Regions from separate parts of the Mus musculus genome. Here region 1 is linked to region 2. The links are chromatin loops, found by intact Hi-C in ENCODE. Cell type or tissue: left cerebral cortex. All regions are shown on one strand. Each heading gives the region's core, and the rest is flanking DNA. Links, peaks and the distances in the headings are about the cores only.

Region 1 (8,611 bases), core at 354-8,353, 65 kb after region 2:
ATCACACAAGTCCTCTACCCAGCTCCTGTAGGTCCCATGGAGAAAACTGACTCATCCACTGTGGTATGTGTAGCATACAATGCTTGATGGAGTCAAGTTCTACATGCTCCTGGAGCCTTGTCCTGGGGTCCAGGAACCACTCCCCATATGTGTTGAAGTTCAAGATGATCAGAAGCAGGAGGGTTAAGCAAAGACCATTTTCCAGAGCAGTAACTCTTCAGAGAGAAGGGGAGGGGAGGGCAGGGGAGGGGAGGGGAGGGGAGGAGGGAAGAGAAGAGAGGAGGGGAGGAGGGAAGAGAAGAGGGGAGGGGAGAGGAGAGGGGAGGAGAGGGGAGGGGAAAGGAAAGGAGAGGAGAGGGGAGGGGAGGAGGGAAGAGAAGAGAGGAGGGGAGGAGGGAAGAGAAGAGGGGAGGGGAGGGGAGAGGAGAAGGGAGGAGAGGGGAGGGGAAAGGAAAGGAGAGGAAAGGGGAGAGGGGAGGGGAGGGGAGGGGAGGGGAAGGGAGGGGAGGGGAAGGGAGAAACACTACTCCTCCCCTGCTAGGATAGGTGTTCTTCCCATAAACTCCATAGTATACTACAAGGATACAGATCTACCATACTGTCTTAGCTAGGGTTTTACTGCTGTGAACAGACACCATGACCAAGGCAATTCTTACAAGGACAACATTTAGTTGGGGCTGGCTTATAGGTTCAGAGGTTCAGTCCATTACCACCAAGGCAGGAAGGAACATGGCAGCATCCAGGCAGGCATGGTGCAGGAGGAGCTGAGAGGTCTACATCTTCATCTGAAGGCTGCTAGCAGAATGCTGCCTTCCAGGCAGCCAAAATGAAGGTCTTATATCCCACACCCACAGTGACACACCTACTCCAACAGGGCCACACCTTCTAATAGTGCCACTCCCTAGGCTGAGCATATACAAACCATCACACATATACTTAACAAACTCAGTGGCCATTTAGCCTCTCTGACTTAATTGCCTCCTATACAATGTGGAAATAATAATATTTAAATTGCCAATGTTTGTGAAGGAACATCTGACATTTAGTAGTTGATTCAAATGCCCTGTGCCTTGGAAAACAACAATAGCAAGCTCGCCATCCCATGACGGAATCCAAGCCACCACTTGATTATTTTCATTGTGAGAAAAGTCACAAGGACAGTGAGCTGCCTGTCTTCCCCATAACAACTCCATCCCTTGGTCCTCATGAAGTAAGACTGGTTCCTCCTTAAACATTGGAAGAAGGAATGGACAGAAAGAAAAGAAAACAAGCATTTTCTCCAGTTCTTCTCACCTCTGGCCACTCAGCTGGATCACATCATAAGACCTGATTTTCCTTGGCTGCCTCCTATGAACACTCAGGTGAGGTAGTTTCAGCCCTCTCTGGTTTGCAGCACACTGAAGCTATGGATTGGCAGGAGCCAGGACTGTAACAGCCCAGGTGAGCTGGTACCTAAAGCCAGGACCTAGATACCTTACTGATTTAAAGTTAGGGACAACCAACCACAGAGGGGACAGAAAAGAATCTGCATCTCATGTTCTTTATCTCTGTACATCAAGCAGGGTTGGCTAACTCCCAAAGTATCAAGATGGATACCAAACCGTCCCAAGGAGGATCTGTCCTGACTAAAGGAACAGGCTCTCCAGACCAGAGCTAGGAAGCTGAGGTCCTACAGCCTTCACCTCACATACACACACCTTGTTAGCCCTGCTGAACTCCAAGGGAGGGGTCCTGGAGTCTTCCTCTACCTGCTCTCACAGAGGCCCACTGTGGCTAGATGGGGAAGGTGGAGACTCAGAACTAAACTCCTCTGTCCTGTCCCCTGGAGGCTGGTCTTGTCTGGGACAGATCCAGTGTGAACAGGGATGAGTGTTTGGAGACATGCGGAAGGCAGCGGCTGAAGAGGAACTGTGCCTTCCCAGGTAAAACAATTACACCCAAACAAACAATCTGCAGCCTGCCTCTCCCATTCAGTGTGTGTGTGTATGAGAGAGAGAGAGAGAGAGAGAGAGAGAGAGAGAGAGAGAGAGAGAGAGAGAGAGAGTGTGTGTGTTTTCTGCCAGAAGCAGCTATGTTTCACTGAGGGAGGCAGGCCTTGTATGAGTACCTAAGTCTGGGCCAGGGTCAGGTAAGGGTACAGGACGTGGCTCTGCCACGCCCCTGGAGAGCTATGACTATTTACTATGACTAAATAAGAATTTTCCCAGTAGTCTTTGGGAAGGGCAGAATGGGAGGTCTGCTGACCTCCCTTTGGACCAAGACCATCTGCTTAGGATAAAATGGTGTGAGGTCTGGATCCCTGGCAAGATGCTGAGGCCCAAAGCAGCAATGAGCCCAGCATGCAGTTAGCTGGGATTCCTAATGGGCTAGAACCCAGCACAGTGGGGCTAAGCTGGATCTCCTGCAGGTCTACAGTGTACACAGCCTTAAAGCTCTGGGTGGAGGGGGCCCCTGGACAACAAGCAGAGCCACAGCTAAATCCCAAATACCAAGAAACAGGAGGCATCAAAATGCCTTGGGGGGTCCTATAAATGTAAGCGTGGTAGTCATGATTACAGTTAGTACCCTCACCTAGCGGGGTCCTGATTAGGGAGGAAACATGGACGTGGGAGAATAGAAAGACTCTATCATCAGCACTAGGAATGCCTGGATTTGATAGGGTTGATCAGAGGCATCCACCACCCCCATAGGCCCCATGACCACTCTGAGCTGGGGGAGGGGGTCAAAATGTTGATAAACAGTTATTTATATTTGAGACAGAATAATTCTCCGGCTGAGAGGAGGAGGAGTACTCAGAGGTCCCTATGCTCAGGCACTTTGCTATCCCTCCCTCTCTGGCTACATACATCACACTTCCTAGGATCAGCAGGTGAGCAAGTCAGGTAGAAAACTGGTGTCTTTTTTCTGGGCCCAGGGAAGGACAGGTTAGGAGATTGTTGTCCTTTGGCTATGTGGGAAGAAGGCTTAGTCCCCACCAGAACAGTGACTTAGGAAGGTGACAACACTGGAAAGACTTGTCATAGCTTGAGACGAGGGTGGTACCTGCTACACATCTGTCAGGCAGAGGAGGGGCGGATGGTGCTAATAAATATGCATGAAGCGTCTATAGGGCGTGTCTACTCTGCCAAACGCAAGGGCTGCGGAGTGCACGCCAGCCTTCCCCAGGGGTGGGTGAGGCACGTGTGAAAGAAACTGAGTGAAGTCCTGGTGCTCATTCTCACCACCCCCAACGACCCCACCCCTCACATCTATGATGTTTCCAAGAGAAAAGTTCTTGGTCTGGGAGGGAGAAGACTAGTTTGGTGAGATGACACAGCCAAGGGCTACCTTGAATGACCAACAGTTTCTTGTCGTTTATGGAAACCTTGATTAGCCTCCTAGATCAGTCAGACTTGCAGTAGAACTGGCCATTGGCAGCCCTTGCCCTCTGAGAGCTTATATTCTAGGAAATAGACTAGGCATAGAGAGAGGGAGGGAACCTCAGGTCACTCCGCACCTGAGCTGTTTCCTCCTTGCCTTTCGGTCAGGGCTTTCTGACCCAGGCTTCTCGGGGTTTTCTAGAGCATCTGGGGGGCAGCCAGCAGCAGAGGGCAAGAGTAGGGGCAGGGGTAGGAGTTGCCAAGCATGCGTGTTTGTGTGTGTTTGTGTGTGCGCAGGCGTGTTGTTGGCACGGACGTGACTCTGCATTCTCTAGGCCCGTAATGAGCCCTCATTGCAATGGGTTTGATGGAATAATTATATTCTGGAAAAACTGCAGGAAACTGCGTTCCACTTCTTAAAGGGCAGGATCATCAAACATTTGTGTTACATTATTTGCAGTCACACCTTCTGCTGCATCTGCTCCCTTAAAAAAAAAAATCTCCAACTCCAATCTGATCTGAATATATAAATCTGAATTATCACAGCAAAGGCAATACGCTCACACCTTTTTTCTTTTTCTTTTTTTTTTTATCTGTTGCCATGGTGATTAGATAAAATTCACGCCAAGTCTCCAGGGAAGGATGGAATTATTTCAGACAGTTTCTCACCCCTTTCCAGCTACTTCTCTCTGTAACAAGCCTGGGCACCATCTCTGGGCTTGGGCAGAGAGTCAGGCAAGGGAAGAAGGCTGTGATTCATGGGGAAGCTTTGGTCAAGTGAAAGAAAGTGTGCATCTTTCTGAGACACTTCTGGTGCCCAGCCAGGCCCTAAGCCACAGAGCCAGCTGTGTGTCCTCAAACCTACTGGCTCTGTAGGCCTGGAAGCCACCTGAGAGGAAAATCAGAGGCTCAGTGTGTGAGACATCAGTGCCCTTGTGCAAGGTCAAGGCAATGGGAGGTGCAGAAGTTGGCCTTGACCCTCTGCTTTGCTCTTTCCCAAGTGAAAGTCACCTCACAGGGAGATTTTCCTCAGAAAGTGAGAGGCTCGCCTCCCAGTACGGGGTCTGTGTCTCCCACTGACTATCCACTGGAGTCTCTGCAGGCTGAGAGTCTCAAAGGGGCTAATTATCGATGAATGTGATTTGTTAGCAGGTTTTATGGAAAGGACTTTATTGACCTAATTGCTATGTTAGCACCCTGAACTCTGCATGTGTGATTTTAAAGAAAGGGATCTCTGTGCCTCGCTTAAGCCTTCCCATTTTTATCCAAAGTCCTGGTTCCTGGGTGCGGGAGATGAGAGCCTCAGGGAACCAAGAACAAGGTCTGTAAAAGCTACTGCTCATTATTGAAGCCATTGCTGAGCAAGAGGGACAGCTTCGTCAGCCAAAACCTGCAGGGCGGGACAATAATCTGTATTTATTTACTTCGGTGGCTTGCACATTAGGGTCTCATTAATTGTCCCACGGAAGGGAAGGGAGGAGGTGTGTCAATTCAAGCCTGCCTCAACACATTTTACCAGATGAGACTTAAGAGAACTCTGGAAGCTGGGGAGCACGGTGGTCCTCTCAGGTGCTCAGCCCAGCACACGTCCAGGTCAGCGCACCTAGAAGAAAGGGTCACGAGCAGGTTGCTGAGACAAAGAAGAGGTGTTTGGGGATATCAGTCATCTGGAGAGCATCTCTGTGGGTAGCCACTTGGGTCGCCCCTGACCTATTCAGTCAGGTAAACTGGAAGAGGGTCTGGTGGTCAGGATAGGGTAGTTTGTTAGGGAGACTGTGTTCTCTGATGAACGACACCCTTCACTCACTCTTAGGAACTCTCCTCCGGGTCAGAAGATGCTGGAGGAGGAGAAGCCTACATCCATCATCATCACCAGAAAATGTCCAGTTCTATTGTCAGGACTCAAGGGCCCCATGGTGAAGCCAGGACAGTCTGGATGACTGATCAGGTCTTTCCCATGTTTACCCAGAACCCAGTGACCTTTGTAAGGATGAGTTTCTGATCTTCTGTCCCAGGGGAGCTACAGTCCAAGATGGTGGCAAGAAAGACAAGATGGCATGGTCTTGGGAGTCAGACAGAACTAGCTTCCAATCCCGCCCAAACCCTTAATGAGCTCATGACTCGAGGCAACTAACTTCTCTAAACTTCTGTAACAAGCAACAGGAATACATTAAAAAGCTACCACAAAGGGCTGGCACTGGAACGGAATTGAGCTGAGGTCTCTGAAGTACTCAAGCATTGTGGGAAGACTGAAGGAAACAGTCAGTGGTACCCAGACCACGGGAAATAGGTAAGAAACACTCCTTTTAGCATCCCCATGTGCCGAAAAGAGGCCAAAAGACCCACATTCAGATTCTCTTCTGCCATTTGTCACCGCTGTGTTTTTAGGCATGTCACTTTGCCTCAGAGCTTTAATGTTCATTTATAAAACGAGTCTGCTCTGTTATTAACTTGTGTGATAAGTGTTATTATTCTCAATTTTCAGAAGAAGGCTTTGAGAACTTGAGGGGCAGAAGTTGTACAAAGCTGCATCTTCGTGGGTGATGAAGGATTCTGACCCACAAGCAGCATCTTCCTGCCTTGGCCACACCAAGGTCATGGGAGACCACGCATATATACTTTGTTGGCTGTAGATGGTGGTACACAGCTGAGTTGCTAGGACCCAACTAGGTTTCCAAGAATCACTTTACATTGGCAGCTGAGACCTCGGACTTAGGTAGCCTGACCCTGCTTGTGCTCATTCTGCTTGACAACAGACCAGAGACAGGAGGTCAGAGAGACTGCTGTAGAAACCATGGCTATCTAAGCACAAAACATTTGAGTCTGGGCTGGATTATCCCCAAAGCACCTTCTCCAGTTTAAGCATCCATACTTCTAGGATACAGTCTCTAGGGACAAGATGGTACAGGTACCTTTTGCAGAATGAAGGCTAGTCTTTACCTAAGAACGCCTAAAGAGATGACATTAAAGAGAAAAATGAGTCCTCTTAGGCAGTCAAGAACAGACCCTGGGGTCTTTCCCCTTTAAGAGGAGCAGAACTTCTGACTTCTGGTTCAGGCTGTGTGAGGCTGGAAGGGGGAGGGATAGACAAGCCCCCAGAGTCTAGAAATTCAAAGATACCGTGACCCCCCTTCCAACATGAAATGCAGAAGCTCCTAATTGGAGCTATGCACGCACCCAGCACCGATCGCTCCATGATGCGCCTTTCAGAGACGGTGCAGAAGGCAGGCCTTCATTAAATCCGACACCAGGGAATTAATTCAACTCCCTGCCATCAGTCTGTCTCCGTCACCCTTTCCCCCTCGACAGCCCTGGCTCCTTGATCTTCCATACCTTCATGTCGAGAGAGTTCTACTGGAGAGGAAGCCACCCCAACTGTCACCTGAACTATGACTATATCCAGGGCCATGATGGGTCCCATGCTGGGAAGGCACAGACTGAACGTGACAGGGGTGGGAGCAGAGAGACATACATACTGTGATTGAAAGAAGGCAAAGGAAGTACCACAGCACGGGGATGCTTCACCCCAGCAGCAGAATGGAGGATGTGAGCTGATGATGAGAGTTTACTGCCCCTCCCCTTTATATCCCCCTCCCGCTTAGCTGTCCTTCAAACAGTGAATCTATAATTCAAGACTCTTTGGGAAAGAGTCATGTAGAAGAGAGGGCAGGAAAAGGAGATGAGGGGCTGCCTGGAAGCTATCCAAACCATCCATCCTTCAGTTATCATAGTACCTACTAGCTGACTACTAGACTGACCTCCTCACTTACCTACCACCTGTCTATAGAAGACCTACAGTCTCCTGGCCCAAACTATGGACCAAGATCCCTCAGCCAAGTTGAGTGAGGCAGGACCTGGGGCAGGTAGCATCCCATGAGCTATGGGATCTCCAGTTGTTGCCAGTCTTTGTTTGATCCAATATAGCAATTAATGTTGTCTTTACTTGTGTGGAGAATAGACAAGGCTGGGAGACACTGCCCAAGGGCACCATGTCTGAAGGAGCTTAACTTTTGAAACACTTAGTACTTCTGTCAGAAGTCCTTGAACAACTATCCCTTGGTGACACAAGAATGGTAACTTTTCTCCTGACCTCCCTGCCTCTTCACCCCCAAAGTGAAGGAGGCAGGCAACCACTCCTATAAAACCAAGGTGGAGAATGTAGATTATATGCATAGTAATTTAGAATAAAAGGGGTGGGATGGGTCAAGGAAGAACTTTCCAGAAAGAACCAGCTAGAGTCATCAGGAAAATAAGACAGGCTGGTCCAAGAAATGATAGCCATGAAATAAGAAATTGTTACCAGTGTCACATTTAATGTGAGTGATGTATGAGGCAAGGAGCCTGCTCAGAGGCCCCTGGCCCAGGATCTGAGTCCACCTTGTCCCTGCTTTCTTGTTGAGGGTCCTTCCCCACATAGACTCCCTTCTTTCAGAAGACCCCCTGATAGGGAATTCCTCTTGACTAGAATCAAATGATAAATTCAAATTAGAAACAAGACAAGCTGGCAATCATGGCTTCCTGGGGACGCGCAGACATCTTCACAAGGGTGCCGGGCATTTAGAACACAAAGTTAGGATTTGAGCCAGCTGATGCATCTCAGAAGGGGCAAAGGGCATCCTGCTGCTGTCTAGGTTATAGAAAGCTGCTATTCTGGTTTTGGAAATAAGAGCAAGGAGAGGTTTAGGGAAAGAGCCCAGAGTTGTTCAGAACCAGTGATGAGAAGGAGCCAACTCCATGAAGTAGCTCAGAAAGAAACTCGGGGCAGGGCATACTGGCGAGCAAGACTCCCTAGTTCCTCTGCTAGGGCCATCTCCAGTGTGAACCTTACTCCTGTAGGCCTGGGTTTCTGAAAAGATGTAATAAACCTAGGCATGTCCAGAAGCAAGAGCCAGAATGAGAGAAAATCTTGCCAAGTAATAGAGGGGATCGGAACAGAAATGGGGTGCCATCACAAGGAGAATAGGACCCTAGGGAGGGGGTACAGGAGAGGATGGGAGCTGTCTGCCAGTCTCTGATAGGCCTCCTGGATGGGCAGGGGCAGGGGCAGGAAGCAGGAGGACTCAAGGGTAGAACCCCTAGAAAGCAGATTCTAGATTTTAGTTCTTGCTAAGAGCTTTATGAAAAAGGGGCTTTCAGATGAAGACACGAATACCCACTGTGTGCAAGGGAGTCACACTGCAAGACAGATATCTAGATATCACACACGCACACATGCATGTGCACACACACATACACACATGCATGCACGCACT
Region 2 (8,611 bases), core at 256-8,255:
AGACAGGACAGTTGGCAGAGTTGATTCCTATGCCTAAGACAATGAGCACAATGCATTCCTCCCCCAGCCAGCTCTGTGACTCTTGCTTGGAACCCCAAAACACTATGTAGCATAGAGTTTTAGGAGAATGTGACAATGACCCTGAGCCCAAGAGTGATAGGAACAGATGCACAGCCCTCTCAGGGAAAGCTAAGAAGGCTAGCTACTGAATGGAGAAGATGGGGGTGCGGGGGGGGGGGGTATCACCTGGTCCTAGCTGGTTCTGTCCTCATTCTACTAAAGAGGAAACAGACCCCTGAGAGCCAGGGCCACTTGTCTGGGACCACAGGATTATTAAATGTCTTGAAGAGAAATCAGACAACATCTCCTACTCTCTACTTTACCACGGTGTCCCCTGTTCCTCTACTGAGGACTCAGCTTCTTGGCCAACTTGCTCATCCATGCATACCACACATTCACTCACTTCCATGGTCCTATCGTTGGTCAGGACTGATGAGGACAGATGGGGACAAGTGAAAGCAGCTAACAGAAAATCCCTGAGGAGTCAGGAGTCTAGCACTGCTACCCCTGGCCAGATGCCTTTCTTTGGTTAGTTTGGCTTTTACCCCATCCCGATGGGAACTGGAGGCAGACTGTGAAGACACCTGCAGTAATGTGTGATAGGAAGAGAGGTGAGGGAGGGATGAAGTGTCGGTAACTGAGCAACAAGGACATCAGTGCAGTGGCCTGAGCATGGTGGCTCCCAGGGACACCAAGGACACAGGACATCCAAGTGAAAAAGAGCAAAAGGCTTCCAGGGGGTTAGGCATTCTGCAGGCTCCTGGAGAGCATGGAGCCTAGCCAATCCAGAGCAGAATACATCAGCAGTCACACACCCATCAACTCTGCAAGTTAACAGAAGCTCAGAGGAGCCACACGGACAAATGCCAGAAGAGACTTTCCAGTCTATCTTAACACGGGGCCTAAGGATGTAGCTCTAGAAGCAAACTTCCTTGATTTGTATCCTGGGACTGCCACTGAGTCTGTGAGGCTTTGGCAGGTCACTCAACATTGCTTTCGTGTGAGCAAAACAGCAGGTATCTGCAGAACTTGACTCCTAGGGGTTGGTCAATGTTGCTGTTTTTATTTTGTTTCCATTCACCCCCCCCCCAGACAAGGACCCTAATGCTGGCCCCAATGGGAGACAGTAGAGCGAGTACTCATGTGCACTGACAGGCACAGACAGAAGCAGATAATACGTGGACCAATGGTCCCTTTCTCTTTTCTTGGGGATGACTAGTGAAGAGCCAATGCTCAGGATGTTAATCCCTGTTAAAGGCATCCCGAATGTCACACCCTTTCTCTTCACCTGCATAAGCACTAATGCTCTCCCTAAAAGGCTTGAGTGTCCCCAGTTCCCCACGCTTGTTCTCTGATCAAAGGCCAGCAGTGGGGTCCACACACAGGGAGAGTGAAAGAAAGGCAGATCACACAGGGGATGCGTTTGGATCTCCCCAGCCTCCCTCTTCCTCCTCATCTCTCCTCTCAAAGCAGCCTGCTCCACTGGCAGCCAGTGCCTCACTCGGAACCACCTTCTCCCTCCTACACGGAGGTACAGAACCCATCAGGGCTTGTTTTTAGCTGAGAACAAACTGTTCACACATTTCATTACCTTAAAGAAAAAAAGAAAGACAGAGAGAGGAAGGGGACATGTCGGGTGAAGCCACTGGTGACTCAAAAGCCAGAACTCAGTTCCATACGGAGGCTCGGAGTTAATGAGGAGGAGAGAGAGCAAGCAGAGTTTCATTAAGAAAAGATCAGGTTTGGAAGGAGGTGGCCCTTCCTGCTTTGTGTTGGTCTCTCTGTGCTGATAAGAGGTGTCCACGTAACGCACAACGCACTGTGGAGTGTCAACCTCATTTCAGCCCATAATGTGAAGGGTGCTGCTCTGGACTTCAGAATGTATGGGCCGCGAGGTGTGATTGCTGGGGCTGGCTGAGCACTCAGATCTTTAGCCAAAGGATGGGGCTGCAGGTTGTTGCCAAAGCGCTGTGAGCAGACTATGGAAGATGCCCAGGCAGCCCCATTGGAGCAGCCATTTCTGCAGCCAGTGCCCAGAGGTCAGCATGGGCGAACGGCAGATGAGGAGGGCCCATGTTGAAGCAGATCCCAATCAGCCCTACAGAGGGGTCAGGACCTTCATGGTATAGAGGCCCGTAGGGCTCTGCAGGGGCTAATTCAAACTTTTCAGGACAGATGTGTGGGTCGTATAGTGATTGAGAGACATACACTAGGTGTGAGGGACATTGTAGGAGCCAAGTATTTTGGAGTTGAAGAGAATCTACCTCAGAGGCCACATACTGAGGCTGGGATGAGGGGGCTCAAGAGAGTGATGCCACTCATTTAAGGTCACATGGAAAACAGGTCAAGTCCTCCTCTGGCAGATGCCACTTCCTCTCTTTAGCAACCCTGGTCATACTGTCTCTGGTCAGGCTAGCAAACAGCAAGGTCTGGTGGAGGGCAGACAAAGGAAGAACATGGCAAAAAATGGGTGCAGGCAGTATGAGAGAGGTATATACTCCCAGGGGCAGACAAATCAGGGGTCTCTTAGTCCCCACAAGACCTTGGTGGGATGAATGACCTGTCTGTCAAGGGGATGGTGCTTTGTCCCCCTAGAGCTGCTGTGAACCCCAGACTCAGCATTTTCCCTCCCGTTGTCTGTGAGTGGCAGCTCAGCCTCTCTGAGCCATTCTTTATTTGCAGGCTCGCCCTGCTGGGTCCTAAGGGTCTGGCTAGGCAAGCTTTAGGTTCAAAGAGGTATTCAAAGCCTCAAAGTCTTATTATTTGTGGAAGTCACTGTGATTTCTAGCAGTTATGCTATCTGTTCTCAGGACAATGACAGTGGACAGGTGGCATCTACAGTACTGAGCACTTATTCTTAGAAAGCAGGGCTGGAGCCCTGGCAGATGGGCGGTGGTCTTGCTCCATGGGAGACTTGCAGCTGAGGACTCCATCTCTGGTTGCACCCATCTGCCTGAACCCAGAAGTGTCGTGTCTTGGGAATGGGATACTGGGGAGAGAGACTGAGATGACGTGAGGTCCTAGTTCCCTCCCCACTGAGACCCTCAGCTTGCCTAAAGCCCTCCGTGAGTCAGGAGCTCTGAGCCCCACCTGACCAGGGGTCTGAAGGAAGATTATGACTGGGGACATGGGAGGTTGCTTCTTGTTTAGGCTCAAGTGATTAGAGACTAGCTCTCAAATTGCCATCCTGCCCAAGTACACTGAGGTAGTAAGTATCAGGTGTAAGCAGTTTTTAGCACACAGGTGTAGGGGCTGCCAGACCCAACCTCTGCACAGCAGGCGCTGGCCCCATCACACCAGAAGCAGAAAGTAGAGCCTTGCCTTCCGAGTGCTGGTTTGCAGCTAACATTGGCCCATTAGTCTCCTCTCCCCTCCCTCTTGGTCCTCAGTCCACACTGCCCACCTCCCTCAGTAAATAAAGTCCTCTTTCAACTGATTGTGACCGACCCAGCCATAGCCAATTGTAAACAACTCTTCACAGGTTTGTAGTTTCCTTTCCTAGGGAACCAGAATGGGAGGTGGATCGGGTTCAAAGAGGCGGCCATATGCCTGGGAGTAGGGGGAGGAACAGAGATGCCACTGGGATGCCAGGGATTCTGAAATCTAACACAGTGGTCAGCATAGGGGCGGGGAGGGGAGAGCTCACCCACCATCTCTCTACAAGTGGCACCAGGGCCAGAGGAAGATGGCTTGTTTGTTTGGCTCGGTGTCTCTAAAGAGTCTTTACACTGTGGCCCAAAAGCTGGTGATTGGAGCACTGAGTGAGTGAGAGGCTTGTGACCCACTGGGACCCACAGCACTTCTGCTCTTTAAGAGTCGAGCTGTAAGAGAATCAAGTTCTGTGGACGGTGTCTTGCACCCCTGTCCCGAAGCCGCATCCCTAGTGGGTAGGAGCTGCTCAGAAAGTGGGCTGATGAAGCTAGAAAGGAAGGGTAAGAGGGAGGGAGAGAGAAGGGGGGTGGGCAGCAGACAGAATGGTAGGAAGAAAGCCAAAGTGAACTACAGGAATTAAAGTCAGGGGCCATCTGGATTCAGATTTGGATCTGTATTTGATTCTGCAATTTTCCTGCATCTCTCTCTCTCTCTCTCTCTCTCTCTCTCTCTCTCTCTCTCTCTCTCTCTCTCTCTCTTCCCCCCCCACCTGGGGCTCAAACCCAGGGCCTTCTGCATACCAGGCAAGTACTTGACCATAGTTACACCCCACACGTAGTACACAGAATACTCTCTAACCCCTAGGAAGTTAACACCATCCCACTTAAAAAAATGAGGAAATAAAGCAAGCTTAGATATAGTATAATCTTTACTGGTAGGGTAGAAGAGAAATTGAAAGTATGAATTATTAACATGACTGCTGAGGGAAGATTCTCGATGGCAGGTGTACCATGTCCTTACACAAAGGGCCCCAGGGACGTCAGGGGAAAATGGCCAGATGGCTGGAACCTCTGATGTGACCACCATTGTCAGACTATGGCTGGACAGACCTCAAGGTCCAGGGGGTCTAGAGGCAGCTGCACAGGCAGCTCTGAGCGTGGGCTGTGACTTGCTCCCCTTCCCTGTGACAGCTGTAGGGGAGGGGGTGGCAAACTGGGGAGAGAAAGCCCGCACCCGGAGAAGGGGTGGGAGACAGGAATGTATCCGCAGCAGAAGCAGCCATAACATGGGAGAAAAGGATGGTGTCTGGGAAGATAATGACTCAGAGACTCTGGAGCGTAAAACTGCTACAGAGATGCCAACCCTGAGGGACGGAACCGGCAGGGACATGGCTGGGTGCTCCCAGGAACCATTAAGGGAGGCTCTTGGTTAGGTCCAGGAGCATAAATCCCTTTCACCTCTAGGTGGGGGCCTCTGTTCTGTTCTTTGGTGCAGGCCAAGCTTGCCATTTTCTACATAGGTTCTAAGGCCAAGCAGGACAAGAATTAGAGGAAGGTACAGGAGGGTTTCTTCTGTCTCTTTAGCTCTACAGAACCTCACCTCCCCCATCAGGCTCCCAGAGGTAAGGGATAGGGCCTCTGACTGGGCTTCACCTGGGACAGCCTGTGTGACTTTAGACAATCCCCCGAACCTCTCTGTACCTTGTGTCTGTAAGGAAAGGACACTCAGTGCAGATTTGCCTTCTCTGCCCTAAAGGGCTGAACAGAATAAAAGCCCTAAGGGACATAGAATCCAGTCAATTAGAACTTCCTTCTAGACTCTTCTAGAATGTACTAAAGGACAGCCAGAGTTATGACGATTATCCTGATTTTCTCAGAAGCCAGCAGTAAATCAACCAGGCAGGGGTTCGACTCTCCTCTGGAGGCTCAGGGACCCTTTCAGGTGGGATTCCAGGAAGTCCACTGGCCCTAAAGAAGAGGTGGGCTCTGGAGTGCTGAGTGGGAGAGAGGCTAGTGACCCTAGCTCTGAGTGGCACACACTCCTCATGGCCCAGGACATAGCAGAGCTATTTCTTCTCCTGCTGTCCTAGAGCTTCCATTTCCGGGAGGTGACCTCAGGACAAGACAGCTGACCCAGAGGTCTCAGGCCCTTAACTTCACAGATGAAGCCTTGTCCCAGGGAAGAGATGTCCCGGGAAGGAACCTGCAGACAGCTATCTTCAGTAAAGACAACACAGTGCTTTTGGTTTTTCGAAACAGGGTTTTCCAGGCTGGCCTCGAACTCAGAAATCTGCCTGCCTCTGCCTTCCCAAGTCTCTGCCTCCCAAGTGCTGGGATTAAAGGCATGCTCCCGGAATTTTTTTTTAAAGATTTATTTATTTATTTATTTAATATATGTGAGTACCAGAAGAGGACATCAGATCTCATTACAGATGGTTGTGAGCCACTATGTAGTCACTGGGAATTGAACTCAGGACCTCTGGAAGAGCAGTCAGTGCTCTTAACCACTGAACCATCTCTCCAGCTGTTCTTAAGGTTCTTAAGAACACAGTTCTTAAACCCAGGCTTGTCCAACCTTGACACTATAGCAGGAAGTCACTGGCCACAGAGTTACAAGAAAAGAAACAATAATTACAAAAAGGAGAAACCCGTCATAAGTTTTTAAGTTTATGAGTTTGTTTGGGGCCACATTCTTACTAGCCTCATCTCCCTGCAGTCCAAGGCTGGGCACACCTTTAGACTGAAGTGCTAAAAAGATCCACTAAAAAAAAGTCCAGTAGTTTTGCTTTCAGGGTTCTACCCTCTGCAGCTCACTGGGACAGCACTACCTGGGAACTGGTTAAAATGAGGCTTTATGCGTTTTCAAGCGCAGGTTAAAATGGATCCTCTGGCTTCCAGGGTCTCCTAATCGGTTCTCTCTCGGGTTACTTGACAGTTCTCTGAAACCTGAAAAATTATGAATCCGAAACCTACGACTAAACAGTGCATAGCAAGAAGCACAGGTCTGCTCTAGAGAAAACCTTGCTGAACTGGAGAGAGAGAGCGTGGCTAAACACGTGCTGTTCATGCACAAGGACCTGAGCTCCATCTCCAGCACCCATGTAAGAGTGAGCATGGCAGCGTGTGTTTGAAATCCAAGCATTGAGAAGGCAAAGAGAGGAATGAGAGAGAGAGAGAGAGAGAGAGAGAGAGAGAGAGAGAGAGAGAGAGAGAGAGATCGCGATCGCTTCCTAATAACAGCTTATGAGATCTACTGGGGAGCATCTCTGGGGTGGGGGTGGGGTACAGGGCAGACATCCTCAGCATAAGGGGCAGTAATAGGATGTAGGAGCTGACTGCTCAGGTCTCTCTCTGCTTTGGAGCCTATATGAGTAGCTTAGGAAGGCCTGGAGTGATGCGTCCTGTGTCCCCCTCCCTGCCCCCGGCTTCCCAGGCTGCTGGCAGTCTAGCTCCAAATGCACCACCTCTGTGGAGCAGAGACCAGCAGGCTTAATTCACATTCTCCTGGAGGACAGGTATTTGCATCAGAAATTACCCTAGAACTTAATTCTGCATAATGTTGCTCAGACAAACGACACCCCTGAAACTCTTTACCGAGGCCAATAATAACATAACTGCGGAGAGAAATAATGAACAGGAGCAGGGGAGAGGGATAACTGGGGAGGCGAGGGCAAGGAAGCAGCAGGAAAAGAGGCAGGCTTCTAGTCTGATGGAGTTTTGTCTTTCCTAAAGTCACTGGCGCAGTGTTCACACCTAGTAGGTGCCCTATAGATAGGTTTGAAACTAACTCCAAAAGCAATATGGAGAGGAGGAGAGCTGCTTCTGTTCGTTAACTACCTTACGAACCGACTCTTAATCCTGTGTTCACAGAGTCTCCAGGGTACTCAGTGTAAATCAGGCACTGTGGGGCACTTTGGCCCCTGTCCTCGTGGCACACCAAGTCCTGTGTTGATCTCACTGTATGCAGACACAGACAGACACAGATACAGACCCAGACAGACAGGGACACAGATACACACAGACAGACACAGACAGACATGGACACAGACAGACACAGACACAGACAGACACACACAAATACAGACACAAACAGACACACAGACAGACACAGACAGACATGGACACATACAGACACAGACAAACACACAGACAGTCACAAACATAGACAGACATGGACACAGGCACAGACAGATATAGACAAACACAGACAGACATGGACACAGGCACAGACAGACACAGACAGACATGGACACAGGCACAGACACAGACACAGATAGACAGACACAGACAGACAAGGACTCAAACACAGACAGATACAGACAGACACACAGACAGTCACAGACATAGACAGACATGGACACAGGCACAGGCACAGGCACAGACACAGGCACAGGCACAGGCACAGACATAGATACAGACATAGACACAGACATGAACAGGTTCTGGCTCTGGCAAGTTTAAAGGCAATGGTGTAACTCCAGGGCTCTCAGCTGCTCCTTCTGGCTTTTCACCATCAACCATGTGGGAACTTGAGATGGGCAGGAGAATTTCCTTGAGGATCACCCACTTCACTTTCACAGTAGAAAACCCTGACAACCTCATTCATTCATTCATTCATTTCACACACACACAGAGAAAGAGAGAGAGAGAGAGAGAGAGAGAGAGAGAGAGAGAGAGAGAGCGAGCTGAGAGGTGGTGAGATCTGTACAAGGCCTGTCATCTCCCAGCCATGATTTCAAGTTTTCTGCAAGGCAGGAGACTGTGGCCATGGCTGGGGGAAATGGAAGACAGGGTCCCACAGATACACAGAATACATTTTAAGCTAAAGGACAAGCACAAGGCGGACCCGAAAGCCCCCAGGAAATGACATTTAAGATGATAATTATCTGTCTAAAGTGGTCCCACATCAAGGATGACAGATGACATATGGGCTCACACGGGGAGCTTCCCGCCTATGGGGTCTGGGAAGACAGGGCCACCTCACAGAATGAGTCAGGGTGATGGGGTACCCCCAAGCTCTGCTATTCGTTATCTGGAGATCCACCCAGAGATGCAAATGCCACCTTCAGCCCATCATCACCAACCTTCCCCCTCCCCTCAACACGGCCCAATTATGCGTGTTTACATTACGGTTACGTATAATTCTGCCATTTACATTCAGTCGTAGATTTCTCTGTGTG

The links. A loop is a pair of places that touch in the nucleus more often than their neighbours do. Peaks named below come from ENCODE experiments on the same cell type or tissue, not always from the same donor. Only the 100,000 strongest peaks of a DNase experiment are listed, where the experiment ranks them.
Region 1: a loop joins it to region 2, with 2.2 times the contacts of the local background. A loop is called at or near these places in 3 of 42 quality-filtered maps.

The regions. Positions count from the first base shown.
Region 1 is chr9:45,466,409-45,475,019 of GRCm38, reverse strand. All of the region lies in intron 3 of Dscaml1 (DS cell adhesion molecule like 1), which reads right to left. Among named protein-coding and RNA genes, the nearest start is that of 4833428L15Rik, 39 kb to the right of the region's middle. In left cerebral cortex, for the core only: no CTCF peak of the experiment used is centred there; DNase peaks (open chromatin) are centred at 3,091 and 3,952; H3K27ac peaks cover 1,574 bases.
Region 2 is chr9:45,530,824-45,539,434 of GRCm38, reverse strand. The region is part of intron 3 of Dscaml1 (DS cell adhesion molecule like 1); the gene reads right to left. Among named protein-coding and RNA genes, the nearest start is that of Gm22069, 100 kb to the left of the region's middle. In left cerebral cortex, for the core only: a CTCF peak has its summit at 4,889; DNase peaks (open chromatin) are centred at 713, 1,606, 3,958 and 4,674; H3K27ac peaks cover 3,557 bases.